2 separate regions of the Homo sapiens genome follow, and region 2 is linked to region 1. A link is an interaction called in ENCODE POLR2A ChIA-PET data of the cell type or tissue named here. Cell type or tissue: GM12878. All regions are shown on one strand. Links, peaks and the distances in the headings refer to the core of each region. The heading gives the core; the rest is flanking DNA. Region 1 overlaps PACSIN2 (protein kinase C and casein kinase substrate in neurons 2). Region 2 overlaps ARFGAP3 (ARF GTPase activating protein 3).

Region 1 (15,305 bases), core at 3,526-11,525:
AGTATTTGAGGAGAACAGTGTGAGTCATTGTAGCTTTTCACTGGTATTTGAGTATCCGGTTTATTTTTAAACAGTTCTGTGAACTGGAGTTTCTTCCATAGTTTCTGTTACCATGGCGCCATAATATTTCCTCGTCTGCTTGTTCATACTTTCACACACTTCAGCATCACATTTACAATTCCTTACAATCAGAATATCTTATTCATAACTTCCAAGAATGTTTCTCCAGCTGCAATAGCATTTTTCTCCAAATGGGAAAAGTCCGTTGTTCTGCCACTTGCAGATGCTGGGAAGAAAGAGGGTCTGGTTCTGTGAAGGACGGTGCAGGGTGCGGGGGCTGTGAGGGCCCCGTTGGGGTTTGAGTGGGTGGACCTATGTCATCTGTGTGGAGCCACTTCCCCTTTAGGCGCCACGGTTGAGAGTATAGGACGGACAGGCTGCTGCTTTTGCTTGGGAGGAGTTGGTGTTATACATTTTGGTCTAGACATCTAACAGACCACCCTTGGTTCTTTGGTCCCCTCAAACATGAACATGGGTGTGTTCTGTTGCTCTTATTTATTTTGTCATTTATTTTTGGACTTGAATTGAGGCTTCCACTTTGGGCAGGTCTCTTGTTTTGAGAATCTGCAGTCCAGAGAAAAACAATGCTGGGCTTGGCAGTCACTGGTGAAGTCGGCTTTGCCCGCCCTCCAGGCATGCAGGATTATTCAGAGAGGTACCTTTCTACATCTCATTGCTTTGAGAAATATATATTTCTTAAAGAGTTGTTCAGGATTTAAGGAAAGTTGGGGAGGTATATGGAACCATAGAGATAGTTTGTTTCCAATTTCTTAAAGTCTTAGACCTCAACTTTTCAGGGATAACAAGGTTTTCCTCTGACACATAAAGATAATAATAGACTAGGTTCTGAATATGTGCTTTGGACTTAATTATGGGAACTTGGCTTTGCCAGGTGTTTTCAAATTCTACTGTAAATATAAATGCTGATTCAATGATACAGCAACTCTTGATACTTGAGAATTTAAAGTGCTGCGTAACTGATTGGACATTTCGTCTCCTAACACAGTTGGTTCCTCTGATTCAGAGAGGACCCCTTTTTGAAGATCAAAAGCAAAATAAAAGTGTGGAAAGTGTGGACTTCTAGTGGCATGTGGACAGGGGGGTGTCCTGGGGGCTGCCCAGGAGGCTCCAGGTGGGAAGTGCTTCTGACTTAGTGGCTCTACAAGCTGGCCATTGTGGAAGAATTGGCTTTTTCCTTTTTTTTTTTTTTAGAATTGACTTTGTAAGAATCATCAAAAAATTGTTTTGCTCTCAGCTCAATAAACATTTGTAGTTAATAATCCGAGTAACTAATCTTTTTTCTCTCCTGTGTAATCCAAGATATGTCAGTATATGGTCTTCGTGAGTAAAATTGATACCAATAGTACATTATCCTAAAGGTCTTATTTGATATCCTTTTATCAAGTCAACACTTTACTGTCCCACCATTTCACTTGTAAAGATCCCCAAGTGTGTCGCTGTCAGTTTCAACAAATGTTAGAAAGGACCTGTTGTCATATGTGAGATACGCTTCTGGAATTCACTGTCTAGAGGGGAAAGCAGACTGTACACAGGTAAAAACTGAGGTAGTGGTATGTGCTTTGAGGAAATATAAAAAGAGTTAGAAGGTAACAGGCTAGAGTTGGTGGTGGTGGGAGGTGTGGCTAGATTCTCTAAGGGATGCCCCAAATGGTGTGAGGGGGAGCCGGCCATACGCTTGTCTCAGGGAAGAACATTCCTGGCAGAGGGAACAGCATGTGCAAAGGCTCTGAGGCAGGGATGAGCTTATTATGTTGAAGAAACAGAGAGAAGATCCTGTGCTGGGACAGAGAAGGGCCAGCAGGTAAGGGAGAGTAGTTGGGGAATGGGTGGAAGGGCAGGCAGGGGCCGGGTCATGACGGGATTTGCAGTACAGCGGAGGAGTTAGGGTTGAAGTGATGTGATGGTTTAGAGAAGGGAAGTGACATGATTTGAGTATTTACAAATATTGCCCTGAAGAGGCTAGAAACTGGAAGTGAGGATAGGTTTTCTGTTCTCTTTAACGTTGAGTTTCCATGGGAAAACATTAAACGTTTTCATTTTAGCTTTGAAAATTTAGGGTTATTAATACCACCTGTGTTCCTTACAATTGGGGGTTTTGTGACATTTTCTGGGCTGTTTTGGAAGAGAGGGATTGTGTAAGTGAATATACCCTGGTTGTTAACCATAATAATAACAACGTGATCTCTGCATGGCTCTGTTAAATTAAAAAATGTAACTATTAATAGTGTGTGAAATAGTTCTCAGCCTAGCCAGCAGCTGGAAGATTACACATTATGAGAAACTCATCAAGTTTAAACCACATGGGGATTTCTGTGTAGAAATATACCAGTTCCTCCTTCCTTCCTCGCTGTTCCTGTTTCAGGGCAGCCATCGGCTTTGTGGAGCCCTCTGAACCCTGGCTGGTTCCATTGACGCTGACTGTGTTCCTCCACTACCTTCCCATCACCTAAGGTCTCTTCTGTCTCGGACACCTCCTGCCTCTCCCACTCTGCACCTGCCCCATTCCCATCCAAGGTTCACCTTGGTGTCGCTGGCTTGGAAGCCATTTCCTCACTTCCCTGGGTGGAAAGCAGCTACTTCAGTCCTCCAACAATCCCAAGGAGTGGTAGGCAGTGTTAGTTTTGTTTTCTGGATGAGGAAACTAAGGTTCAGGAAGGTTAAGTAACGTGCCCCTGGTTACCCAGCTGGTTTGCAGCAAGGCTGGGATTCATTCATTGCTGCTTCTCACATATCATTGCCTCGTGTAAGCCAGGTGCTGTGCCCAGCCGTGGGATACAACTGTGAACAAGGCAGGTGTGAGTTAGGTGTCTGCCTCCCTCAACACCTTGAGCTGTTTGAGCAGGCAGGCGTCTGGAATAGGCATGCAGTGAACACTGAGCGAATGAATGAGTGAATGAAAGAATTCCTGTCAACATTCTACTCTTGTTGGACTCGGGTTGGCATGCTGCCTCCCTTAGCATCCAGCCTGTCACTCTTCAGAGTCACGCACACGTGACTCACCTCTGCCTTTCCTTGGTGTCTTTTGTTGCCTGTGTCTCATGCAGGAGGCAGCACAGCCTGGTGGCTCAGGGAGGCTCTGGAGCACCTGGTCTGGGTTTGAATCCAAGCTCTGCCCCTTACTAGTTGTGTGACTTGGGCACGTTATTTAAACACTCTTATGCCTCTGTTTCTTCATCTATAAATTTACTTTTGAACTTGAACTGTCAAAAACTTTCATTTTTTAATTCTTAAACTTTCCCACTGACCCAAACCAGATTGAGAAATTGGATAACCAAAACCATGGAGGTATTTTTGCTTTTTATGAGCGTGCCTTTTGTTATTTCAAAATGACCTACTTTCATACTTCCAAATGCATTTTAGAAACATTTTGATTAATTTAAAAGACAATCATTTTCAAAATTAGTTTATTGAATAACTTTTTCCCTTGTTTATGTGGTGTGAACGTGGGTATCCATGTACTTCTTGGGTCAGGATTGAGTGGGTGCCTCATCTGTGCTAGGCTCTGCGTGAGACACGAGGACAGGAGGGTCCAGAGAAGGTCTGAGAGCTGAGACAAAGGTGCTGAGTGTGTCCAGGGCCCAAACCCAGAGGTCCTGGTGCTGCTGCATGTTGTGGCTGTGGAATTGGGGCAGAGAGCACAGGTAGCAGGAAAGTGTGTGAGTTAGGCTGCATGTCACAGAGACCCTCAAAATAATAGTGGCTTAAAGAGAAGTTTATTCCTCTCATCTGCAGAGTCCAGAGGTGGCATGGCTGGTGGGCACACCACACTGTCAGAGACCTAGACTTCCTCTGTCTCGTTTTGTGCATGGCTCTGTTCCCAAGTCACCTCATGGTTCGCGATGAGAAAAGCATGGCATTCATATTTAACACGGCGAACTTTGTGCTAGGATTGGGACACAAAAATAAACTCCATGTGGTTCCTGCCCTCAAGGATCTTAGGTCTCTTGGGAGAGACAGATGCCTGGATGACCGCCCTCCATCTGAGGTTGATTGGAAGGAGCCCTGTGTGAGAGGAACACAGGCAGGCAGGCCAGGCAGCAGAGCTGACATTTGGGAATAAAGGAAGTCTTTATGAAAGAGGTGGCATCTGATCTTGATCTTAAAGAATAATTAGTATCTTGACACTCATCTGGGAGGCTGTTTGAGGGAGAAGGATACTGTGAAGGGAGGTACGAAGACCTGAAAGGGCAGGGCTCTGTTTGGAGCCCCGGGTGGCGGGTCACTCTCCTGCCTTGTCCGAGTTGAAGTAGACCATCATTCTGGAGCAGACGTCACACAATTGGAAAGATGTCCCCAGCTGTGTGATTAGTATGACATCCATTCTAAAAGGTGAACAAAAGAACCTGGAAAGAAACCAGACAGGATCGTTTTGGAGTTCTGAGATACTCATTCTTTTGCCTGTACTTTGGAAGCAGGATCAAGCCATTCGTAGGCACGCCACTCCCACTGAACATTTCACAATCCACTGAGCCCAGTGCTGTCACTGTGTTTCAGTTCTCAGAAGCTATTGACAGCATCTTCAATGAGAAGTCCTGGGACCCAGAGTCAGAGCACTTTTTACTGGTTTTGCAAGATACAAATATTAATTGCTGTTGACTTTCCCTTTAAATTTTAGCCTCTGTATGTGGGCAGGACTTGTAGCATAGATGAGACCTTGTGTTACCAACATTGTAAGTAATTTATGTGATGTGGACGTGCTTGGGAAGCATGGACTTTCTTTATGCTGACTGTGGCTTGTTTCACAGTGAGACCCTGATAATGAGCTCAAGCCCGGACATTGGGGTCCTGGTGAGTATAGTTGCACAGGGCGGCCGTCAGGCCTGGATCTGATGAAGTAGGGAGGATCTTTGCAGCCATGCTCACTGCACATACACACTCTTATAATTACTCGGCTTTAATTCACGTTTATTCTTCCATAATCTCCTGCTTATAGGAGGCTGTCTTAAAACATTTTAAACTCAGAGAACTCTAAGAGCTTGTTGAATCCCACTCTCTTCTTTTCATGTGAAAGTAGTTGGATGCTGAGAAGATAAGGGACTTGCCCAATGTCCCATTGCTGTTTAATGGCAAATTTGGGATGAGGCTTCTAAATTTTGGCACTGAGAGCTCTTTGTAAGTGTAAAAAATGACTTCAGAATTATCAAAAATGAAATTATGTTCAGTGTAGCTTTATTGATTTTGTTTGTTTAGAGGTATATGTATTTGTGTGTATTTTTCCTTAAATTTGGTGTTCCAGGTAGGGTATACCCAGTGATTCCCTTCACCAGCCTGATTACCTACAAGTGCCTCCACCACTATTTTGGGGTGTACTTCATTGTCTTCAGACATTAACACCATCTACTGAGTTTAATGAGCATCAGTCCATCAGGCCCAGTGAAACACTCTGACAACTTACATATTAAAGGAGTTTCACATCTAAAATTTCACAAATGAGGCTTATGTATTTGAAGTTTCTTAAAAATAAAAACAAAACCAACCTGATTTCTGTACTCTGATGCATGAAATTAGAAGCTATGTGAGGCTCACCTGCCTCCACAGCAACTGAAGTCTTGTTTTATGTGAACACCTTCTTTTCTTTCCTCCTTCTGTCCATTTCTGATGCATGTGTAAGATGGCAGGTGATATTTCATCGCCTACAGCACTCTCAGATTCAGCACGTGAAGAGACAGTGAATCACTTTAAGGACTTCAGAGGCAGCGACATTTTTTAGCCAAGGTGTTTCTTTGGGCCATTTTCCTCCTATGCCTCTCCGGGTGTGTTCCCGTCCTTTCTCAAGGGTTTATGGTTTGCCCCTTAAGTGTAGATTGAGGATGTCAGATTGAAATCTTGCTCTTTAAACTGTATCCAGAGGTTCTTCAACTCTCTTTGGAATGTGTGAGCCAGAGAGCCTCAGGGAAACAGTGGGACAGAAGTGGAAGCTGCATGTGCCATGACATCCCCAACCTGGGCTCCGCCTGAGGACTACCTGGAAACCCAAACATCTGGACATGAGGGCTCGGCTCAGTGGAGTATGGGACCATGACATGACGTTTTACAGCCATTAAAAATGACTGAGGCCGGGCACGGTGGCTCACGCCTGTAATTGTAGCACTTTGGGAGGCTGAGGCAGGCGGATCACCTGAGGTCTGGAATTCGAGACCAGCCTGACCAACATGGCGAAACCCCATCTCTACTAAAAATACAAAATTAGCCAGACGTGGTGGTGCATGCTTCTAATCCCAGCTACTCGGGAGGCTGAGGCAGGAGAATCGCTTGAACCTGGGAGGCAGAGGTTGCAGTGAGCCAAGATCACGCCATTGCACTCCAACTTGGGCAAGAAGAGCAAAACTCAGTCTCAAAAATAACTAACTAAATAACTAAATAACTAAATAAATAAATAAATAAAAGACTGGGGCCAGGCGTGGTGGCTCACGCCTGTAATCCCAGCACTTTGGGAGGCCAAGATGGGTGGATCACTTGAGGCCAGAAGTTTGAGACCAGCCTGGCCAACATGGCGAAACCCTGTCTCTACTAAAAATATTTTTAAAAATTAGCTGGGCATGGTGGCGGGCACCTGTCGTCCCAGCTACTCGGGAAGCTGAGACATGAAAGTTGCTTGAACTCGGGGGCAGAGGTTGCAGTTAGCTAAGATCGTGCCACTGTGCTCCAGTCTGGGCAACAGAGCGAGACTCTGTCTCAAAAAAAAAAAAAGTAACTGGAAGATACCCAGACAACAGGGAGAAATGCTGCTTATGCAGCTGAGGAAAGCAGAACACAGGATGGCTTGTTGGCTGCAAGGACAGTGAAGTCAGTCCATAGATGATGGGAGAAGCAAGGGCTAAATGAGGAGAGCGGAGGCTGGTGGGACAGAACTGGCCATGAGGAGCCCCTGTTGGCCTTGACAGCTCTGTGCTAGCCAACATTTGGACTTAAAATCATCATGGGCTTGGCAGTGTGGGGAGGCTGGAAAGAGGAGAGCCAGAGGTTCTCCTGAACAGGAATCGTGAGCTTCAGAGCTGCCGAGGAGCCCAGCCAGGTGTGGTAAGCAGAAGAACTGCACTGAGGTTGCTCTGTTGTTTGTTTTTCCTTAACCTCCTCCAAGCATTTTTTTTTTTTTAAGAGATAGGGTCTCTCTATGTTGCCGAGGCAGGAGTGCAGTGGCTATTCACAGGCGTGATCATAGCTCACTGCAGCCTTGAACTCCTAGGCTCAAGCAGTCCTCCCACCTCAGCCTCCTGAGGAGCTGGGACCACAGGTGCACTCAGCTCCAGAATGATTTTTTTTTTTTTCCTGTGGGAAGAAGAGGGCTTGGTCTGTCATGTTGAGTGAAACAAGATGTGTTTTCCCCCCTCTCTTTTTCTCTTTTCTTCTTAACAGAGATATTGGAGAGTCTGTGCTGTGTTTCTTTGAAGTGATTCTGTGTCCTCGTGGAGTTCCTAAGATTCCCCTTCCTCCCACTGTTTTTCTTCAGTTTGCAGTGGATAGTTCTGTGCCATGAGGTGGTTTGAAATCCTCTGGTTTTCGGTGATGGTTTCTATAGCAACAATGAGTTGTGTCTGCCTGGAGATGCTGGCTGTTTTTTTAATCTCTGGAAGCACCTTTGAGTGTGTTCTGCCCCACCCTGCCCAGGCCGATGGGTGCTTCTGGAGGGCCTAGGACCTGCTGAGCTCTAGGCCTCAGTGTGATTCCCTTGAGGGAGGGGCCAGCCTTTAAGCCCAAGCATCTTGCAATGCGCAAGCTGTTTCCCGTTGTTGAATCAAATGTACTACACCATGTTCCAGAGAGATATAAGTCACTTTATTTGCTGATCTCTTATCTCTTCCTTTGAGGAATGTTCACTTTTCCAGATGAAATCACTGGAAACAAAATGAGTTGTGCCAGGTAGTTGAGCTCTTAAAAAACATCCCAGCTTTGCTAATGGTGCAAAGCACTATCTTAATGTGGGCCTTACTTCCTGAGCGCCCACTGGCTTATAGGGGGTGACCTGGGTGGTAGAGACAAGCAAGAGACCCCATTCTTCCAGGAGACTGACTGGACATACATGAATAGCCCGAGCTGAGCCAAGGCTGGTGACATAGAGGGCCCAGGGACCCATGGGCCGCAGCTGGGTTGTCAGGCAGCAGGAGGGCCTCCCGTGAGGCCGGTGGTAGACAGGCAGGGTAGAACCACACAGCCCCCAACCGTGGTTGCTAAACCCATGTGTGGTTTAGATTAACATGTGCAGTAGTGTTTACGAAAGAATTCTAACCATTAGAGTTATAGCACCTTCACATAAATGCTCTCATTATTTTCCATCTTTGAATCCTCAGTCTCCATAAATCAAAATTACCCAGGCTCTTCAACTTTTCTTGTCCTGAATTCATCCAGCAATTTACAAAGCAACTGCTTTGTGTTTGACACTGGATGCTGGGGCTGTAGCAGTGATCACAGCTGACATTTGTCCCTGCCCTCCTAGAGCTGATACTTTTTTTTTTTTTTTTTAAAGACGGAGTCTTGCTCTGTCGCCCAGGCTGGAGTGCTATGGCGTGATCTTGGCTCACTGCAACCTCTGCCTGCCAGGTTCAAGTGATTCTCCTGCCTCAGCTTCCCAAGTAGCTGGAACTACAGGCATGCGCCACCACACACAGCTAATTTTTGTATTTTTAGTAGAAATGGGGTTTCACCATGTTGGCCAGGCTGGTCTTAAACTCCTGACCTCAAGTGATCCGCCAGCCTCGGCCGCCCAAAGTGCTGGGATTACAGACGTGAGCCACCGCCCCGGCCCTAGAGCTGACTTTCTAGAGGGTCAGACAGACAAGAAATAAAACATTTAAGTAAATTATGTAGCTCGTTAGGAGGTGGTAAGTGCTTGGGAGAGAAAAATAAAGCAGGGAGGGGGTCTGAGGGGGCTGGGGCAGGGTTAGAAAAGTTCTCACTGGGGCCGGACGCAGTGGCTCACGCCTGTGATCCCAGCACTTTGGGCCGATCACGAGGTCAGGAGATCGAGATCATCCTGGCTAACACAGGTGAAACCCCGTCTCTACCAAAAATATAAAAAATTAGCTGGGCGTAGTGGCAGGCACCTGTAGTCCCAGCTACTTGGGAGGCTGAGGCAGGAGAATGGCGTGTACCCGGGAGGCAGAGCTTGCAGTGATCTGAGATCGTGCCACTGCGCTTCAGCCTGGGCGACAGAGCTAGACACTGTGTCGAAAAAAAAAAAAAAGAAAAAAAACCTCACTGGGGTGGGGGCTGATACAGGCCTGTGGGGCAGGAGGGAGACCATTTCAGGGAGGAGACGAGCACATTCACTGTGCCTGGCAGTGCCCAGACCAGCGGAGGAGCCAAGTGGAGCTTGGTGTAGGGTGGACAGCAGTGGTGGCGGGTTGGAGAGCAGGGTCTGAGGACAAAGTAGCTCGGTGGAGGTGAGCAGATGCGGGCTGGGAGGACCTGGGCTTTTACTCTGCATGGGGGGCTTAAGAGCAGCAATGTGGTCTGCCTTGCATTTTGAGAGGGTCACACTGTTCAGAGTGGACTGAAGTCAGATTGTTAAATATATCATGCATTGAGAAAGCATGCAGCAGTGCATACAGCTACAGTTGTATGTACAAGTATGAAATTAATATGTTCTAATTTTTAAAAACAGTAGCACAGATACAAAACACTGAGTTACTGTGGGAAGCTGGGAGCTCTGTTAGAGGGAAGAAGACTGCAGCCACACAAAGGAGAGGTGATAGTGGCACTGACAGTGGAGAGATGCAGGGGGTCTGGTCATGTCCTTGGCTTTTTGGAGGCAAGGCCGGTCCAGGAGGTGCTCATGGACCTCCCCCGCTCCCTAAAGCTGGGGCCTGGGGGTCTTGTGGGAACCTCCCTTCCTTCTAGTATGGGGCCATTCATGAAACAAAGTCGGGTATTCTCCAGGATTTTTTTTTTTTTTTTTTAAAGAGACCAGGTCTCGCTTTGTCACCCAGATTGAAGTGCAGTGGCACAATCGTAACTCACTGCTGCCTCAAATTCCTGGGCTCAAGCAGTTCCCCTGCCTCAGCCCCCTGAGTAGCTGGGAGTACAGGCGTGCACTACCACACCTGGCTAATTTTATTTTTTAATTTATTTTAGAGATGGGATCTCACCATCTTGCCTAGGCTGGTCTTGAATTCCTGGCTTCAAGCAGACCTCCCGCCTCAGCTTCTCAAAGTGCTAGGATTACAGGCATGAACCACCATGCCCAGTCAGGATAAATTTTTAGAGGAAATAGTTGAGGCCGGGCGCAGTGGCTCACGCCTGTAATGCCAGCACTTTGGGAGGCCGAGGCGGGCGGATCACGAGGTCAGGAGATCGAGACCATCCTGGCTGACACGGTGAAACCCCGTCTCTACTAAAAATACAAAAAATTAGCCAGGCATGGTGGCGGGCGCCTGTAGTCCCAGCTACTCGGGAGGCTGAGGCAGGAGAATGGCGTGAACCCGGGAGGCGGAGCTTACAGTGAGCCGAGATCACGCCACTGCACTCCAGCCTGGGCAACAGAGTGAAACTCTGTCTCAAAAAAATAAAAAAAAGAAGAAGAAGGAGAAATAGTTGAAGATGAAGTAGCTTAGTGGAGGTGAGCAGATGCGGGCCTGCGGGCCAGGAGGACCTGGGCTTTTACTCTGCACAAGGGACTTAAGACCAGCAATGTGGTCTGCCTTGCATTTTGAGAGGGTCACCGTGTTGAGAATAGACTGAAGTCGGATTGTTAAATATATCATGCATTGAGAAGACATGCAACAGTGCATACAGCTACAGTTCTGCGGCCAATTATGAAATGAATATGTTCTCATTTTTAAAACCAGTAGCATGGGTACAAAACTCTGAGTTACCATGCAGCTTATCTATGATGCCAGATTAGTCCTTTCTAAAGTGCACCCTGCCCCACAGAAGCATGTGAGCTTCCGCTTTGTTGGGTGCTGGGACAGCCACAACACTCACTCCCTCTGCCTCTGCCGGAAAGACCCCTCCCCTGTCCTTCTCATGCCCACTGCCCATCTTCCTGCAGTCCTCAGAGAGCTCGCATTCTATCTCAGTAAGCCCGCCCCACCCCCAGGTCTTTTAGAGTGCCCTACTTCTCTGTGTCCTGGTGCTTTTCACACCATATAGCTGTTTTTACTTTGCTGTGTGCCAATCTGCCCTAGTAGGATGTCAGCCCCAGGAGGGCAGGGACCCAGTCTGCCTTGTCCACTGCCCCTCCCCCAGCTTAGAAGAGTGCCTGGCACATGGTAGATGTTCACATGGTAAATATGTCCCTTATCAAAGGGCCCTCTCACCTTGGGCCCAAACATTGGCTTAGAATAAATCGTTATTTCCCAACCACTGAAGAATCTCCCCCCAGATAGTGAAGAGGAAACGAGCTGCAGGTCAGCCTGTGCTCAGTGCAAGGCCTGTGGAGCGGCCAGAACCCAGCCAGCCAGGTGTGCTCGGGCCGTGGCAGCGAGGATGTCCACCTCTGCCTACCTCTGCAGTTAGAGGATTAGAGCGGGGTATCGGGGGCTTTCTCCCGAGGCCAGCTTTCAGGAGAGATGAGCAACATGGTCTTTTTACTCAGAATGTTCTTGCTTTATGAAAATAGCCTTTTGGCCTAAAAAATGACCTGTTCTTTTGTCTGGTTGTGGAATAAATTAAGGGTGTTAAGGGGGAGCTGGATGTCCTTGTGAATACATCATTTGTTTACCTGATATCTGTTATCAAGCCCAAAGGGGAGGAAGGAGGTTATGCCAGCTTCCAGCCTGTGCCACGGTCACCTTAGCAACCTCTGTTAACCTCTGAGACTCTGCACACCATCTAAGGAATGGCTCTGACTCACTGTACTTACATACATTGCTGGCAGAAGTCACTGGAATCTGAGATCTGGAACTGTTTTCAATACCTCAGTCATTCCCGGATTCCCAGATTCCTGAGAAGTGCCCCTTAGAACAAAAGGGTTGGGTGGCTCACACCTGTAATCCCAGCACTTTGGGAGGCTGAGGCAGGTGGATCACCTGAGTTCAGGAGTTCGAGACCAGCCTGGCCAACATGGCGAAACCCCGTCTCTACTAAAAATACAAAAATTAGCCTGGCATGGTGGTGAGCGCCTGTAATCCCAGCTACTCGGGAGGCTGAGGCAGGAGAATCGCCTGAACCCGGGAGACGGAGGTTGCAGTGAGCTGAGATCGCGCCACTGCACTCCAGCCTGGGCAATGACAAAGCAAGATTCTGTCTAAAAAAAAAAAAAAGCTTCTAAATGAAGTTTCCAAAAGTTAGAAAAGCTATTTTCTGGCTCCTGATTGCTCCCTTTTCATAGCAGCCTGTTTGTGTTTTATGGGTACATAACCCTTGAGTCTCTCCAAGAATTCTCATCAGATTTCATTAGAATTTCTCTCTTGTTCCCTCAAGTATTTGTTTTCCCCTGATTTCAGTTTGAACTTTATGAAAGGGTAGGGCTGATGGCATAGGAAGCTGAGCTGGTTCCCTCTTGGCCCTTCCCCTAAATGGGAGAGTGGCCACATCTCTGTAAGAGTCTGGGCAATGCCCCAGGTGGGTTTCCCTGAAAGTCATCTGTACTTGATGGCTTGGCTCCAAATGCAGCTTTTTTTTTTTTTTTCTTTTTTCTTTTTTGAGACGGAGTCTCACACTGTCGCCCAGGGTGGGCGACAGTGACACAATCTCGGCTCACTGCAGCCTCCACCTCCTGGGTTCAAATGATTCTCCTGGCTCAGCCTCCCGAGCAGCTAGAACTACAGGCGTGTGCCACCACGCCTGGCTAACTTTTTGTATTTTTAGTAGAGACAGGGTTTCACCGTGTTAGCCAAGATGGTCTCTATCTCCTGACCTCATGATCTGCCCTTCTCGGCCTCCCAAAGTGCTGGGATTACAGGCGTGAGCCACTGCACCTGGCCCAAATACATTTTTAAAAATGACCCTGGAGCAGGCACAGTGGATCACTTGAGCCCAAGAGTTCAAGACCAGCTTGGGCAATACGACGAAACCCCGTCTCTACTGGAAAATACAAAAATTAGCTGGGCGCATGCCTGTGGTTCTAGCTACTGGGGAGGCCGAGGTGGGAGGATCACTTGAGCTGAGGAGGTTGAGGCTGCAGTGAGCTGTGATCACACCACTGCACTTCAGCCTGGGCGGCAGACCGAGACCCTGTCTCAAAAAAAAAAAAAAAAAAAAAAAAAAAGTGTGATAATTCATGATAATTGACCCTCACCCCTGCCACTCACAACTTTGCATTTCTCAACCCTGAGCTTGGCGTTCCTACCCTGCCAAGGCCTGTCTCCAGCACTGGCGTTTTTAGGTGGTTTTCTTCTCCTGGTGCACACCTGGCTGCTCTCTTCCAGCACGTCCTCCACCATGGGCGGTGCGGCCTTGTTTCTGCGTTGTTACAGCTTCCACCTCTTAATTCAGCAGGCCTTTGGGAGGAAGGAGAAGGAGGTATGTTTGCCTCCCTTGAATTTGTTTCTTTCCAAAAAGTGACACTAAAATAGCCATGCTGTAATGTCATTATTTTGGAAAAGAAATAAATTCAGAGGAACTACATGGGAAACATATTTTCTTACATGTTTTTGCCATTGTGATGGGAAAGAATCCAGAATAACTCAGCACACACCACCCCATTCTAAAAGTTTATTTCAAAATCACTTGTTGGAATTCGGATGGCATGCTTCTGATTCATCTTGCATGGCACCCAGGGTAGCCCGTGAGAGTGAGTTCAGGTCTGGAGTGTGTGCAGGAACAGTCTCCCTCACGTGTAGCCCTTGTTCAGAGTTCACAGAACTCATTCAGCATTGAATTCCGGTATTGGAGCTCAGTTTCTTTTTTTCTTTTTTAGATTCTTTCTTATTTTTAATTTTTAAAGTTCTTTTAGAGACCAGGTCTCACTCTGTCACCCAGCCTGGAGTGCAGCAGTATGATCGTAGCTCACTGCAGCCTCCAGCTCCTGGGCTCAAGTGATCCTCCCACCTCAGCTTCTTGAGTAGCTGGGACTACAGGTGTGTACCACCACCCCTGGCTAATTTTTCTTTTTTTTTTTTTTAGAGATGGTGGTCTCACTGTGTTGCCCAGGGTGGCCTCAAGTGATCCACCTGCTTTGGCCTTTCAAAGTGTTGAGATTTCCAGGCGTGAACCACCGTGCCTGGCTGAGCTCAGTTTCTTTTTCTTTTTCTTTCTTTCTTTCTTTTTTTTTTTTTTTTTTTTTTTTTGAGACAGGTTCTTGCTCTGTCACCCAGGCTGGAGTACAGTGGTGCAATCTCGGCTCACTACAACCTCCACTTCCCGGGTTCAAGTGATTCTCCTGCCTCAGCCTCCTGAGTAGCTGAGATTACAGGCGCATGCTACCACACCCAGCTAATTTTTGTATTTTTAGTAGAGACACAGTTTCACCATGTTGGCCAGGCTGGTCTTAAACTCCTGACCTCATGATCTGCCTGCCTCAGCCTCCCGAAGTGCTGGAATTACAGGCGTGAGCCACCACGCCCAGCCTGAGTTCAGTTTCTTTAGGAAGAAATAATCAGTCAACCACTGGGTGCCAGACAGTCTGAAATGTGCAAAAGAAGTGCCAGATGAGTCCCTGTCCTTGGAAAGACCAGGGATGACTCATTTGTCTGTCACTTTGCACTTTCTCAAAATTCTTTCACAGCTGTCGCCCCGAGCCTCTTAATACCCTGGGAGGTAATGAGAGCCCATGTTGTACTGCCTTACAGACAAGGACAGTGGCTCTCAGAGGGGACAAATAGCTGAATTACAGAGGTGGAGCTGAGACTCATTTTCGACTCAATATCACACTCTCTTCCCAGGAACTTTACCTTCCAGATGAGAAGCCCCCAATTAATTATTAAATACACATTTTACATATTTTTTGCATTAATAAATTGATTTCCAAAGGCTCCAGCACTGTTTGGCATTAAAGAGCAGCTTGTCCCATACGTGTGCACAGGTATGGTAAAGGTCGTTGTAGTCGGCTCAACCTGGAAGAATGAATGAAGCAGAGCCAGGAAACATGCCCTACCTGACCTCGTTTTGAAGAAACAATCGCTCTCAGAAGCCTCTCAGTCTCCTCAGCTTATGTGTTTCTTCAGCTGAGAGGGTGCTGCAAGCAGATTCATTTTTATGGTTAAGGACATGTGTGTGTCAAAAAAAAATTATAGTAGTACTTCCTGACAGGCCCAGCGCCTTTGGGGATGTGGTAGAGATCAGGGTCAATGTGGAAGCCCTGAGGCTCCAGCCTCCCTGGCAGGTGGTGGGACTCTGGAGAATCC
Region 2 (15,305 bases), core at 3,899-11,898, 91 kb after region 1:
CAGCACTCGGACCTTCAGATATAAAAGCAGGAAAAAGCGAAATGCTTTGTAGCGACTTTTTGTATGCATAGGAAAATAAAGAGAAGTAAGGGTGAAAGGAGAGGATCTGTGTCATATTGTGGAGCGCTTTAGCTGCCACACTGGGAGCTAAAAGTTCACTCCTGAGGCCCTGGAGGGGTGAGGCATGTGGGGAGGCTGACTCAGCCTGGGCAGAGCAGGAGACAGCATCAGGAAGAGGTGAGGACCGAGGCTGAGGATGCAGGAGCGGGGATGTGGTTGGGGGGTCGGGGGGAGGCAAATCTGAGCTGTCCTTTCCTGGCCTTGGGTGTGTTCCTTACCTCTGAATGTCTTGCTTTCCTTCTCTTGAAAGTGAGGGTGAGAATACTAGGACCTGCCGTACAGGGTGTTGGCAGGAGCGAGCAAGAGAGCCCCATACAGCCTGGCACATAGTGAGCCCTAGAACATGTTGATGATGACCAGGGCAGAATCTGGGCTCCTGCTCGGTGGACACTGGGGAGAACCTTTTTATGATGTTGGCGTAGAAAGGCAACGCTTTTTATGACCTTATAGAGGTAATCAAACAAGTTATAAACAAAGGGCGGCTGGGAAATTACTGAGATTGTCTATAAGTAAAACTCTAGATTAATAATGGTATGCACTTTGGGAGGCTGAGATGAGGGGATTGCTTGAGGCCAGGAGTTCGAGACTAGCCTGGCGAACATGGCAAAACCCCGTCTCTACTAAAATTACGAAAATTAGCCAGGTGTGGTTCCGCACGCCTCTAATCCCAGCTACCTCTGGAGGCTGGGGCACAAGAATTGCTTGAATCCAGAAGGCAGAGATTACCATGAGCTGAGATCGCCTCACTGCACTCTAGCCTGGGCAACAGAACGAGGCTGTGTCTCAAAAAAAAAAAGGTATGGTTCACTGGGCATGGTGGCTCACACCTGTAATCCCAACACTGAGAGGCTGAGGTGGGAGGATTGCCTGAGCCCAGGAGTTCTAGACCATCTTGGGCAACATAACAAGACCCTATCTCTATTTAAAAAAAAAAAAAAAAAAAAAAGGCCAGGCACGGTGGCTCATGCCTGTAATCACAGTACTTTGGGAGGCCAAGGTGGGTGGATCACCTAAGGTCGGGAGTTTGAGACCAACCTGACCAACATGAAGAAACCCTGTCTCTGCTAAAAATACAAAAATTAGCCGGGCGTAGTGACACCTGCCTGTTATCCCAGCTACCCAGGAGGCTGAGGCAGGAGAATCACTTGAACCCAGGAGGCAGAGGTTGCGGTGAGTCAAGATCGCACCATTGCACTCCAGCCGGGGCAACTCCGTCTCAAAAAAAAAAAAAAAAAAAAAGCCCGGCATGGTAGCTACCATCTACTTGGGAGGTTGAGACAGGAGGATTGCTTGAGCAATCCTGGTTGAGGCTGCAATGAGCTGTGATCACACCACTCCATTCCTGGGTGATGGAGTGAGACCCTGTCTCAAAAAAAAAAAAAAAAGAAATTAGTAAATATAAGGGCAGCACAAAGGAAAGTTTTGGTGGACCTAAAGCTTCTTTTCTTTTCTTTCTTCCTTGCCCATTTTGTAAAAGGTATTCTGCCTATACTCATTCTAAAATATCCACATTCCTTTACAGTTAGTGTAGGGCAAGCTATTACTGAATAACAACCTCTGCTTTTTGCTCATTTCTGTGGATTCAGTATAAAGATTCTAACATTGTTGCTTTACCGTCGACCCCTTGGGGAATGTGCATTGTTGAGGCTATACTCACTGCCTTTACTTGTTTCAGATTTGATCTTACAGTGGAGAGAAGTTAGGCATAAGGTGTGGAAGGGGCAGGAAGTGCTTGTAGCTTTCACTTCAGGAGCATGAAATCTTGTGTTTTTTCCTCTCTCTGCTGGTCGTGATGTTGGGTAGGTCTCTTCTACCTTGTGATAAGAGAATGAGCATCCTCCAAGCTTCTGGTAGCGATCAAACTGGACAAGTAGATCACCGACCTGAAAACATCCAAACAGTGCATCTGTTTCAAGTAGAGACACATTACCAAATTTCAAATCATATCCAACCAAGGATGGGAGGCAAAGAGTTGGTGTCGTTCCAGCAGCCCGCTGACACTTGTCATGTCCCTGTGCCCTGCATTCCAGGAAGGACGAGAGGAGCCAGGGGTTGCTCACGCCAACCATCATCCACTCTGGAGTCCTAGCATCCCAAAAGTGTGGGTCCTTGTTGACACAAACTTAGAATTCTTTAGGATCCTAAAGCCTAAGGAAACCTTGTTCTCAAAAGCTCACTGATTTTGCTCCTGGGGATAAAAAATATTAACAGTTAGTAATATTCTTTCCATTTAGATCTACAGAGTTGGATTCCAACTGGTCATGGTTTCAGTTGCGATGCATGCAAGTCGGAGGAAACGCTAGTGCAGTAAGTTCATCTCAAACTCGTCATTTTCCTTCTTGTTTAAATATTTGTTATGCTATAATAGTAAAGAAGCTCAGGCTAGGTGCAGTGGCTCATGCCTGTAATCTCAGCCATTTGGGAGGCTGAAATTACAGGCGTTTGGGAGGATCACTGGAGCCCAGGAGTTCAAGACCACCCTGGGCAACATGGCAAGACCCTCTGTTTATAAAAAACAAACAAGTCAGGTGTGGTGTCTCACGCCTGTAATCCCAACACTTTGGGAGGCTGAGGCGGGCGGATCACTTGAGGTCAAGAGTTCGAGACCAGCCTGGCCAACATGGTGGAACCCCATCTCTACTAAAAAAAAAATAATAATAACAAAAATTAGCTGGGTATGGTGGTGCACACCTGTAATCCCAGCTACTCGGGAGGCTGAGGCGGGAGAGTTGCATGAACCTGGGAGGCAGAGGTTGCAGTGAGCCGAGATCACACCACTGCACTCCAGCCTGGGTGACAGAGCGAGACTCCATCCCAAAAAAACAAACAAACAAACAAAAAGAGTTCAATACTTGAAAGTTTGGGAGGCCCTATGAGAAGAAGCAGAGAGCCTGATGGGTTTTGGAGTTGGACAGACCCAGTTGACTTGTTTATTCAAAAATCTGTTAAACACCTAATAAACAGGAAGCGTTGGCTAGCTGCTGGGGATATAGTGACAGACAAGACAAACAAGATCCCCAGCTGGGCACGGTGGCTCATGCTTGTAATCCTAGAACTTTGGGAGGCTGAGGCAGGCAGATCGCCTTGAGCCCATGAATGTAAGACTGACCTGGACAACATGACAAAACTCCGTTTCTGCAAAAAATGCAAAAATTAGCAAATCATGGTGGTGCATACCTGTAGTCCCAGCTACTCGGGAGGCTGAGGTGGGAGGATCTCTTGAGCCTGGGAGGTAGAGGTTGCAGTGAGCTGAGATCGCACCATTGTGCTCCAGCCTGGTTGATAGAGTGAGATCAGTGATAGATAGAGTGAGTTGATAGATTATCAAAATAATAAATTAAAATAACCAATATCCCCTCTTATAGGGGATATTTTATTATAAATAAAAATAATCAAGATCCCCTCTTATAGACAGGGGCAGTCAGAGAGTAATCAAAGAAATATGTTCACAGGAAAATAACAGGCAGTGATAAGTGCTTTAAGAAAATTAAAACAGGAAGTGAGGGTACAGAGAAACTGGAGGCTTCTTTATGATAATAGTTTTTTAATAACTGGGGTGACTTTTGTGGTTAGGATGGAATGCTTGTATTTAAATTAATATTTAACTTCTTAAATCTACAAATTAAAAAACCCATTCTTTTTTTTTTTTTTTTGAGACAGAGTTTGGCTCTGTTGCCCAGGCTGGAGTGCAGTGGCGCCATCTCAGCTCACTGCAACCTCCACCTCCCGGGTTCAAGAGATTCTCCTGCCTCAGCCTCCTGAGTAGCTGGGACTACAGGTGCACGTCACCATGCCTGGATTTTTTGGTATTTTTAGTAGAGACGAGGTTTCACCATGTTGGCCGAGCTGGTCTCAAACTCCTGACCTCAAGTGATCTGCCTGCCTTGGCCTCTCAAAGTGCTGGAATTACAGGCATGAGCCACAGCACCCGACCAAAAAACCCATTCTTCATGTCTTTAAATATAGCAAATATTGTGTGTTAATTTCTAAACACAAACATAAATACTGTGTGTTAAGTTCTGTGAAAAAATAACCTTAAAATATTCAATTAATTTATAATTTTAAAGAACTGATTTCCTTAACCCCATTTACAAACCTAAGTAAGGATTTTCTTTTTTTTTTTTTTTCTTTTTTTTTTTTTGAGACGGAATCTTGCTCTGTCACCCAGGCTGGAGTGCAGTGGCCCAATCTCAGCTCTCTGCAACCTCTGCCTCCCAGGTTCATGCCATTCTTCTGCCTCAGCCTCCCGAGTAGCTGGGACTACAGGCGCCCGCCACCACACCCAGCTAATTTTTTGTATTTTTAGTAGAGACGGGGTTTCACCATGTTAGCTAGGATGGTCTCGATCACCTGACCTTGTGATCCGCCCGCCTCAGCCTCCCAGAGTGCTGGGATTACAGGCATGAGCCACCGCGCCCGGCCTAATTAAGGATTTTCAAACATTTTAAACTTTATTTACAAATTCAGTATATTTGATTATCTCAAACACTGAACTGGCAGCCTTACAAATCTAGCCAGCCAAATCTTGCACAGCACTGGTAACCTATTTATCAGGCCAAAATGGTGTAGATGGAGTAAATGGAATTCCTTTAGGCGTTTCTTATATGCTAAAGTATAAGAAATCAAATTTGTATGCATTTCAAATAAAAATTATGGCCAGGCATGGTGGCTCGTGCCTGGAATCCCAACACTTCGGGAGGCTGAGGCGAGAGGATCACTTGAGTCCAGGAGTGTAAGACCAGCCTGGGCAACATAGTGAGACCTCATCGTACAAAAGACTTAAAAATTAGCAAGGCATAGTGGAACCTGCCTATAGCCTCAGCTACTCAGGAGGCTGAGGTGGGAGGATCACTTGAGCCCAGGAGTTCAAGGCTGCACTGAGCTGTGATCATGCCATTACACTCCAGCCTGGGTGACAGAGCAAGACCCTGTCTCAGAAAAAAAAAAAAGAAAAAAAAAATATATATATATATATGTGTGTGTGTATATATATATCAATTAAATAGTTAAAGTCAGAGGTCTAAAATAGCAGTTTCCAAAATGCTAGTTTCTCAATCTTTTTTCTTCGTTGTCCCTAAGCATAAAAATCAATTAATTAGATAATTTTCCATTTAAATTGGATCCAATGTTTCCCTAATGAGATAAATTAAATACTAAGGAATACAATTTTGTCAGGTAGAGGTGACCTTTGGAAGGCCATAAACCATTGTAATAACTAAGATTTTTTTTTCACTTTTCAAGAAACAATTTTTGCCCCTCTTAATTAAAAATATATGCCTGGCCAGGCATGGTTGCTCCTACCTGTAATCCCAGAACTTTGGGAGGCCGAGGCAGGAGGACCACTTGAGCCCATGAGTTCAAGACCAGCCTGGACAACAAAGTCTACAAAAAAAAAATTTTAAATTAGCCAGGCATAGTGGTGCATGCCTGTAGTCCTAGCCACTTGGGAGTCTGAGGCAGAAGAATCACTTGAATCCAGGGGGTTGGCGCTACAGTGAGCAGTGTTCACCGTGCCACTGCACTCCAGCCTGGGTAATCAAGCAAGACCGTCTCAAAAAAAAAAAAAAAAAAAAAAGAAGTATGCCTTAGATGTTTCAAGGCTTTTTTTTGGTTTTTTTTTTTTTTTTTTTGAGATAGAGTCTCACTCCTATTGCCTAGGCTGGAGTGCAGTGGCAAAATCATAGCTCACTGCAGCCTCAACTTCCTGGGCTCAGGTGATTCTCTCACTCAGCCTCCCAAGTAGCTGGGACTACAGGCAAGTACCACCACGCACAACAAGTTTTTTACATTTTTAGTAGAGACAGGGTTTTGCCATGTTGCCAGGCTGGTCTCGAACTCCTAGGCTCAAGTGATCTGCCTACCTCTGCCACCCAAAATGCTGGGATTGCAGGCATGAGCCACCGGGCCCAGCCAGTGTTTCTTATTAATTTTTTATTGATTTTCTGTTTTTTTGTAGAGGCGTGGTCTCACTTTGGTTCCCAGGTTGGTCTCGAATTCCTGGCCTCAAGCAATCCTCCTGCTTTGGCTTCCCAAAGTGCTAGGATTACAGGCATGAGCCACTGTGCCCAGCCTCAAGCATCTTTTTAGAAACCTTTGCCCATTATCATGATGTTCACAAACTTGTTCCTAAACTTAGCACTGTTGGTTTGACTTACCTGTTCTTATTTCTAAGCCTTCCCAAGGTTGCAGAGTCACCCTCCAAACTCCAGAAAGGAGCTTTCTCATCTCAAGCCATCAGGGGTTGGGGGACATGGGGAGGGAAGGCTCAGATGAGTGGTCATTCGGTTTAGCCAGTGGAGCTGTGAGTTCTGTGCTTGGAACCATCCTTTTTGTATTTGAATCCTAACTCTGTCCCTTGCTACCCATGTGACTTGGGGCATGTTGTTGAACCTCTCTGTGCTTCATTTTCCCCATCTGTAAAGTGTAGACAGCAGTAGTGACTGTCTGATAGTGTTGCTATGAGGGTTGAATGAGATGATGCCCATGAAGCACTCACAACAGGATCCGGAACATGTGGGTGACCAATATCATTATCAGTTAAATTAGGTTCATCAAAGGATCACTCGTATAGGTTTTTAGAAGACCTGTTTTAATTAAGATATGAATTCTATAATTCATGTCTATACATGGATCCTCATGAAGTGGGTAAAAGCAGTTTCTTTTAATTGTTTAAATACTTGTTTTATCATCTTACCTATATTGTAGTATCTGTTAATGATAAAATAGTGCTAAACAAGGTAAACATTAATGTAGCTCCTCACTAATTTGTCAAAAATTCTGATTTACTGGAATCCATTTTGAGATTGATTGTGGACGAAGTGTAGTGGTTCACACTTCTAATCCCAGCACTTTGGGAAGCCACGGTGAGAGGATTGCTTGAATCCAGGAGTTGGAGGCTGCAGTGAGCCATGATCATGCCACACTACCCTCCAGCCTAGGTGACAGAGTCAGACCATCTCAAAAAACAAAGAAAAGGGCCAGGAGCGGTGGCTCACGCCTGTAATCCAGCACTTTGTGAGGCCAAGGCAAGTGGATTCCTTGAGCTCAGGAGTTCAAGACTAGCAACATAACAAGACCCCATCTCTACAAAAAATACAAAAATTAGCCAGGCGTGGTGGCACACACCTGTAGTCCCAGCTATTTGGGAGGCTGAGGTGGTGGGATCACTTGAGCCCAGGAGGTGGAGTTTGCAGTGAACCGAGATGGAGCCACTGCATTGCAGCCTGGGTAATAGAGCAAGACTCTCTCAAAAAAAAAAAAAAAAAAAAAAGAAAGAAATGGATTGCTCGTGAATTAAAAGTAGTCCTGAGTAGAAAGCTTTTCCCCAAATAAAGTTCACAATGACAGAGATGGTTTAATGGACAAATGAGGACTAGTTATTTCATTTTGTAATGCAAGTCTCATAGCTAGTTTTTGTTGTTGTTGTTGTTTTGAGATGGAGTCTTGCTCTGTTGCCCAGGCTGGAGTGCAGTGACACGATCTCAGCTCACTGCAAGCTCCGCCTCCCAGGTTCGCCATTCTCCTGCCTCAGCCTCCCAAGTAGCTGGGATTACAGGCGCCCGCCACCACGCCTGGCTAATTTTTTGTATTTTTAGTAAAGGCAAGGTTTCACCGTGTTAGCCAGGATGGTACTGATCTCCCGACCTCGTGATCTGCCTGCCTCGGCCTCCCAGAGTGCTGGGATTACAGGCATGAGCCACTGCGCCTGGCCATACGTAGTTTTACGAAAATATTAATGTGCATGCTTTTCTCTGTAGTCTTCCTTTTTTCATCAACATGGGTGTTCCACCAATGACACCAATGCCAAGTACAACAGTCGTGCTGCTCAGCTCTATAGGGAGAAAATCAAATCGCTCGCCTCTCAAGCAACACGGAAGCATGGCACTGATGTAAGTCACTGGAGGCTGGATTGTTTCCTTTAGATACATGTTCACTTCATAGAAAAAGTGATTTTTATCCTGAATAGTAAAACTTTTCTACCTGAGTTGTCTTACAAGGAATTAGTGTACAGTAGATTCTTACTATTGAAGTAGTTATGTTCTGTAAATTCATCATGAGTACTGGATTAGTGAATACTAAAACATTGCTCCTAGGAGAAATACAGGATTAGGTTCCTATAAGCTCTGGTCTCATTTTCATCAACTGATCAATACATAACCTTATTTAACATGTGTTTCTATTTAAAGACACCTTTTTAAATATATATTGATGGCTCATGAATATTGAACTCACAGCCAAGGACTATAACTCAGCCCTGAATGAAGCTTATTTAATGCCTGAATTTTCTCCATGAGGCACATCACAGCCTTCATGTGCTTCAGAACATTAGATAGCCCTTCAGTACTGCACTTGAGAGGCATCTTAAAAAATGACATCCTCAATAAAAAGCATGGGAATATGAAGAACATAGCACAAAATAAACTGCAGAAAGGACATTTGTTATGAGAACTGAAACAAGAAGGCAGAGTAGTGTGTCTTGTTCTACCTCAGCTGAGAATGTGCTTCTTGGGCAACTCATTTTTTGCTGCACTATTCTCCAAATGACTGAAAACACCACGAGGACTAATTTTGGGTTAAACGTAAATTTTAGCAAGTAGGTAGATTCATAAATATGGAATCCATGAATAACAAGGATTGATTATCATTTGGAACCTGCATTTAGATATGAAGTCTTTGATCTTTCCTTTTCAGAAATGGTTTATGTGTTTGAGGTCCTTGACTTCCTCAAGGTTTGGAAGCAAAATTTACTGGATGATAGATTACTAAAGTGCACGCAGAGGTCCTCTGTAGGGATGTTACTGATTTTATAAGAATGGAAAGCACCAATCTTTAGGAAACAGGTCTCTAAGGGAAGTGAAAGGTATCAAATAAAATCCTTTACAGGCCGGATGAAATGCTCAGCCCTGTGTTGTTTTTTTGTTCTAGCTGTGGCTTGATAGTTGTGTGGTTCCACCTTTGTCCCCTCCACCAAAGGAGGAAGATTTTTTTGCCTCTCACGTTTCTCCTGAGGTATGTATTATGCTTCACATCATTTTAAAGTGTGCTTACTCTGACAGTTAACAAAAGGTGCATATTTAAAATGTTAGGATGTAGGCTAAGCTCTTGTAACAAGAAGTGCTGAAACATAACTACTGAAGAGAGAAATGACATTATCAACAATTCCAAGGTTAGGATATCTGCTATTGACTGATGGACTTACTTTGCTGTTCTCAACATGTGGCTTCCATCTCAGGGTCTAAAGCAGCTGCTCCAGTTTAAGACTCTCCCAGATTAAGAGAAAAAGACAAGCATCCTTGAGAGCTAATGCCCTATTCTTCTATTTATTTATTTTTGGGGGGACTGAATCTGGCTCTGTTTCCCAGGCTGGAGTGCAGTGGCACGATCTCAGCTCATTACAACCTCTGCCCCCTGGGTTCAAGTGATTCTCCAGCCTCAGCCTCCCGAGTAGCTGGGACTACAGGTGCGCACCAACACACCCAGCTAATATTTTTTTTGAGATGGAGTTTCGCTCTTGTCACCTAGGGTGGAGTGCAATGGTGTGATCTTGGCTCACTGCAATCTCCGCCTCCTGGGTTCAAGCGATTCTCTTGCCTCAGCCTCCCGAGTAGCTGGGACAACAGGTGCACGCCACCACACCTGGCTAATTTTTGTATTTGTAGTAGAGACGAGGTTTCACCATATTGGCTAGGCTGGTCTCGAACTCCTGACCTCAGGTGATACCCCCGCCTTGGCCACCCAAAGTTCTGGGATTATAGGTGTGAGCCACCATACCCCACCACAGATGCCCTATTCTTTTACAGAAAAAGTCTGGAGGGAGCTCCCATCCCTTCTACTTATGTCCTATGAGCTGGAATTTAGTTGCATGTCTTATCTAGCTGCTAGGGAGAACTGAGAATTTATTACTAGTAGTGTGCCACAGTTCAGTTCAGAGCTCTGAAACTGACTAAAAATGAAAACATTTTTAATAGGGGTTTCATTCTCAGTGCCCCAGTTTTGCTGTTTATGTAGTATTATCTCAAAGCTATTGGATGAGTTAATGCAGGTAAAAGTACTTAGTACCTGGCACAAAGTAAGCCTTCAGTAAGTGCTCTAAATATCACTATCTTCATCTTTGTGACCTGATAGCAACAGTGACAGCAATCCATAGTACTTCTGTGGCCTCTCCTCAGATCACTTAGATCTAGGGAAAGTAAAGCCTAAAAGGCGACAATATTTACTATTTGGCCCTTTCTTTTCTTTCTTCCTTTCTTTTTTTTTTTTTTTAAAGACGGAGTTTTCCCTCTTGTTTCCCAGGCTGTAGCGCAATGGCGCGATCTCGGCTCACTGCAACATCCACCTCCCGGGTTCAAGCGATTCTCCTGCCTCAGCCTCCCAACTAGCTGGGATTATAGGCATGTGCCACCACACCTGGCTAATTTTGTATTTTTAGTGGAGACGGGGTTTCGCCATGTTGGTCAGGCTTGTCTCAAACTCCTGACCTCAGGTGATCCACCTGCTTCGGCCTCCTAAAGTGCTGGGATTATAGGCATGAGCCACCACACCGGGCCTACTATTTAGCCCTTTAAGGTAACGTGTGCCTACCTCTGTCTTGGACCATCATATGTTCTGCCAGCTACTCTAGCTCCTCCCAGTCCCACTGGGTAAGGAGCACGATTTGTTGAACTCTTGCTCAATCTATTCTTTAATTTTCTTTTTTTCTTTCGTTTTTTTTTTTTTTGAGATGGAGTCTTACTCTTCTGTCACCCACGTTGGAGTGCACTGGCACAATCTTGGCTCACTGCAGCCTCTGCCTCCCAGGTTCAGGTGATTCTCCTGCCTCAGCCTCCCAAGTAGTTGGGATTACAGGCCCACACCACCACGCCTGGCTAATTTTTTTTGTAATTTTAGTAGAGACAGGGTTTCACCATATTGGCCAGTCTGGTCTCGAACTCCTGACCTCAGGTGATCTGCCTGCCGCAGCCTCCCAAAATGCTGGGATTACAGATGTGAGCCACTGTGCCCAGCTTATTCCTTAATTTTCAATTTAAAACTATGTAAAGTTGTACACAGGTTGTTAAAGCTTGTTTTTTGGGTTTTTTTTTTTTTTTTGCTATTATAATTTGCACATACTTATTAGCATTGTCACAGTCAATAGTTACCAAAAATGGTTATCAAGAAAGAGGAGAACAGGCCAGGCATGTTGGCTCATGCCTGTAATCTCAGCAGTTTGGGAGGCCGAGGTGGGAGGATAGCTTGAGCCCAGGCGTTTGAGACGAGCCTGGGCAGCATAGTGAGACTCCTTCTCTACAAAAAATTTAAACTTTAGCTGGGCGTGGTGGCACATGCCTGCAATCTCAGCTACTCAGGAGGCTGAGGTGGAAGCACTGCTTGAGCCTGGGAGGTCAAGGCTCCAGTGAGCTGTGATTGTGCTTCTGCACTCTAGCCTGGGCAACAGAGCAAGACCCTGTTTCTAAAAAAAAAAGAAAGCAAGAAAAAAGTAGATATGCCTTCCTTTCCATTAACAGGGACTCAGAATGTGGCTGTTTAAATTGTTAGGTTTTTCCCGTGCTTTGATGTGTTTTTTATGGCTGTTTTCTTGCTTTGTCTGCTAATGACTTTTCTCGCCTTGTTTCAGGTGAGTGACACAGCGTGGGCATCAGCAATAGCAGAACCATCTTCTTTAACATCAAGGCCTGTGGAAACCACTTTGGAAAATAATGAAGGTGGAGTCCTTAGAACTGTCATGTAATACTATTCTATGGTTCAGTGGCATGCTATGAAACTATTAAAAATTAAGATGGGCCAGGCACAGTGGCTCATGCCTGTAATCCCAGCACTTTGCGAGGCTGAGGCGGGGGGATCGCCTGAGCCCAGCAGTCAGAGACCAGCGTGGGCAACATAGTCCCCATCTCTATCAAAAAAAAAAAAAACTGAAACCTAAAAATATTAAAATGTAGACCCTTCTGTCTTTTTTTTTTTTTTTTTGAGACTAAGTCTTGCTCTGTAGCCGAGGCTGGAGTGCGATGGTGTGATCTCGGCTCACTGCAACCTCCGCCTCCTGGGTTCAAGCAATTCTCCTGCCTCAGCCTCCCTAGAAGCTGGGATTACAGACATGCACCGCACATCTGGCTAATTTTTGCAACATGATTTCACCATGTTGGCCATGCTGATCTCGAACTCCTGACCTCAGGTGATCCACCCGCCTTGGCCTCCCAAAGTGCTGGGATTACAGGCGTGAGCCACCACACCTGGCCGACCCTTCTGTCTTAACAGGAAGAAATATTCATAATAGACTATAAAGTGGGGGAAAAATATTACTGAACATGGAATATAATAATCATTTTTGTAAAAAAAGAAAAACATACCAAAAACGTTCTGGAAAGCACATAGCAAATTGTTAAATAGAGAGTGAAATTACTGAGGATTTTTAGTTCTCACTTGATATAGTGTTGAAGTGTCTGAACTTTTATAATGAGTATGGGTTACTTTTATCATCAAAAACAAAATTTCAATTTAAAAACTTATAAAAATAGTTGATACATAATGATTCACATTTGGTGACTTTCTTACAGGATTACATTTATTGTAAATATATCAGTTGCTTACATATTAAAAATCACTTGTGACATGAGTAGTCAGCTCTTTCTGTTTTAAAGTTGTGCATCCTTTGTTAGGCCAGAATGTTAGTGTAAATTAACAACAAAAATGTAACTTTGGACAACTAAGCAGTGAGTTCATGGGTTATGATACCTTAAGAAGTGCTGGCTTATATAAACTGAGCCTTGAACTACTCTAAGGAACATAGCGTAACAGGAAAGATGAAGCAGTCACCAACCGCGGGTTGGGTGATGGTATTGAGAAAATTTCTGGCAAGGATTTTGCTGGAGGGTAGGAGAGTAAGTGGTATTTATCAAGAAAGTAGTCCTAGGAGAGAGAGGCACTCAGCTGTGTCCCAGAGTGGAGTCATGTTGTAATGAAAAGGAGTCGCATAGCCAGGCAGGTTGTGCACGCCTGTGATCCCAGCTACTAGGGAGACTGAGGCAGGCAGATCTCTTAAGCCTATGAGTTTGAGACTGCAGTGAGCTATGATTGCACCACTGCACTCTCCAGCGTGGGTGACAGAGACCCGGACTCTAAAAAAAATAAGAAGAAAAAGAAAAGGAGTCGCTTCCTTTGTATTGAGTTATAGGTATAAGGGTGGGAATGTCTGAGATTTCCATCAAACAGTAGAATGCTGATTTTTCATTTTGCTGGTATAGGCGTAGACATATCAGTGAATCAGGATAAGAACATTGCATATCCTAGGTAACAATGGGTTATTTGATGAATGGAATTTGGACAAGTGTCTGGCATTTTAGAAACAAATAATAAAACAAAGTAGAATTTCTTCTTTACTCTTTACACAAGGCTAAATTCAGGTAGTTCAAAGATTTACATGAAAATATGATTATCCTAGAAGAAAACATGGGTAAAGCCTTTTTTATTATCCTGAATTGAGGAAGCCCTTCTAGGCATATTCAAATCTCATAAAAGGAAAAGGTTAATAAATCTGATGACATAAAAATAGAACATTTCTGTTTTGAAAAAATACTTTAAAGTGAAGACAAATGATAAACTTATATTTGCAATTCATATGTAGACAAAAACGGCTTGTTTCCTTACTATGCAAAGAACTCTGATGTGGTTGTTTTGTGGATGATTTGCACCCTGTGATTTTTTTTTTCCACATTCTTTTTTTAGGCATATGACCGTAGATGCCTGCAAAGAAGACATTTATACACCTCTAACTGGAGTTTAGTTTTTTGATTTCTTAGCCTTACACTATACTGCAGCCACATTTGCCCTTGGGTGTTTTTCTGCCTGTGTTTGCTTTTTGTTTTGCTTGGAGTGTGGCTCTGCCTTGATTGGCATGGGTTGCCTCTTTGTTGGGGTTCAGCTTTAAGACCAGCCAACGAGCACTCCCAGTCACAACTGCATTTGTACATTTTTTCTTCCTCATAGCATAGCAAACACCAGTTCTGGAAATTACTGCGTTTCTTAGTTTGCATGTCCACTGTGTGTCCCCTCTGCTGAGCTGTGAGCTCTTCCAGAGAGAGATTGTTTTTTAAGATGAGAAATCTACCTGAGCCATTGATTGATTTACCGTTATCAATCAGAGAGAAGAGAAGAAAGAATTCCCACAATCTCCTAACAAACAGGAACAGTGCGTTATATATCTTTTGTGAAAGTACAGATGATAATTTAACTATTTTCACTATTATAATTTATTAGCATAAAAGGGCTTTGAGGCCAGGCACAGTGGCTCACGCCTATAATCCCAACACTTTGGATGGCTGAGGCGGGTGGATCACTAGAGGCCAGGGGTTCAAGGCCAGCCTGGCCAACATTGCAGGACCCTATCTCTACTAAAAATACAAAAATTAGCCAGGCATGGTGGTGCATGCCTGTAATCCCAGCTGCTCAGAAGGCTGAGGCAGGAGAATCCCTTGAACCTGGGAGGCGGAGGTTGCAGTGAGCCGAGTTCGCACCACTACACTCCGCCTGGGCAACAGAACAGGACTCTGTCTCAGAAAAAAAAAAAAAAAAAAAAGGCCGGGGGCTTTGAGATTGAGGGTTAGCCACAGGAGATATGTGTAACCTCTGAAGTCCGGATGTCACAGTTTGTTTTAACAGAAACCCCAGTAACTAACACAGAACAAGAATTTTTTTTTTTTTGAGACAGAGTTTCACTCTTGTTGCCCAGGCTGGAGTGCAATGGTGTGATCTCAGGTCACCACAACCTCTGCATCCCGGGTTCAAGCGATTCTCCTGTCTCAGCCTCCCAAGTAGCTGGGATTACAGGCATGTGCCACCACTCCTGGCTAATTTTTATATTTTTAGTAGAGACGGGTTTCACCATGTTGGCCAGGCTGGTCTTGAACTCTTGACCTCATGATGCGTCCCCCTTGGCCTCCCAAAGTGCCGGGATTACAGGTGTGAGCTACCGCGCCTGGCCCTCATCTTTGTATTTTTTAGTAGATACAGGGTTTCACCATGTTGGCCAGGCTGATCTTGAACTCTTGACCTCATGATGCGTCCCCCTTGGCCTCCCGAAGTGCTGGGATTACAGGCGTGAGCCACCACACCTGGCCCTCATCTTTGTATTTTTTAGTAGATATGGGGTTTCACCATGTTGGTCAGGCTGGTCTCAAACTCCTGACCTCAAG

What was found. ChIA-PET counts read pairs that join two places held together with the same protein. Peaks named below come from ENCODE experiments on the same cell type or tissue, not always from the same donor. Only the 100,000 strongest peaks of a DNase experiment are listed, where the experiment ranks them.
Region 2: POLR2A ChIA-PET joins it to region 1 with 14 read pairs; 6 of 35 experiments call an interaction of 5 or more read pairs at or near these places.

What each region holds. Positions count from the first base shown.
Region 1 is chr22:42,918,717-42,934,021 of GRCh38, reverse strand. The region is part of intron 1 of PACSIN2 (protein kinase C and casein kinase substrate in neurons 2); the gene reads left to right. Among named protein-coding and RNA genes, the nearest start is that of ARFGAP3, 69 kb to the right of the region's middle. RefSeq lists enhancers at 1-5, 7,663-8,461 and a silencer at 3,136-3,215. In GM12878, for the core only: no CTCF peak of the experiment used is centred there; DNase peaks (open chromatin) are centred at 4,661 and 10,868; H3K4me3 peaks cover 2,375 bases; H3K27ac peaks cover 4,017 bases.
Region 2 is chr22:42,828,066-42,843,370 of GRCh38, reverse strand. ARFGAP3 (ARF GTPase activating protein 3) reads left to right here. Exons shown (of 16, transcript NM_014570.5): 3 at 2,355-2,427; 4 at 7,878-8,009; 5 at 9,046-9,129; 6 at 11,735-11,822. Among named protein-coding and RNA genes, the nearest start is that of ARFGAP3, 22 kb to the left of the region's middle. In GM12878, for the core only: no CTCF peak of the experiment used is centred there; DNase peaks (open chromatin) are centred at 8,630, 8,940 and 10,060; H3K4me3 peaks cover 411 bases; H3K27ac peaks cover 2,529 bases.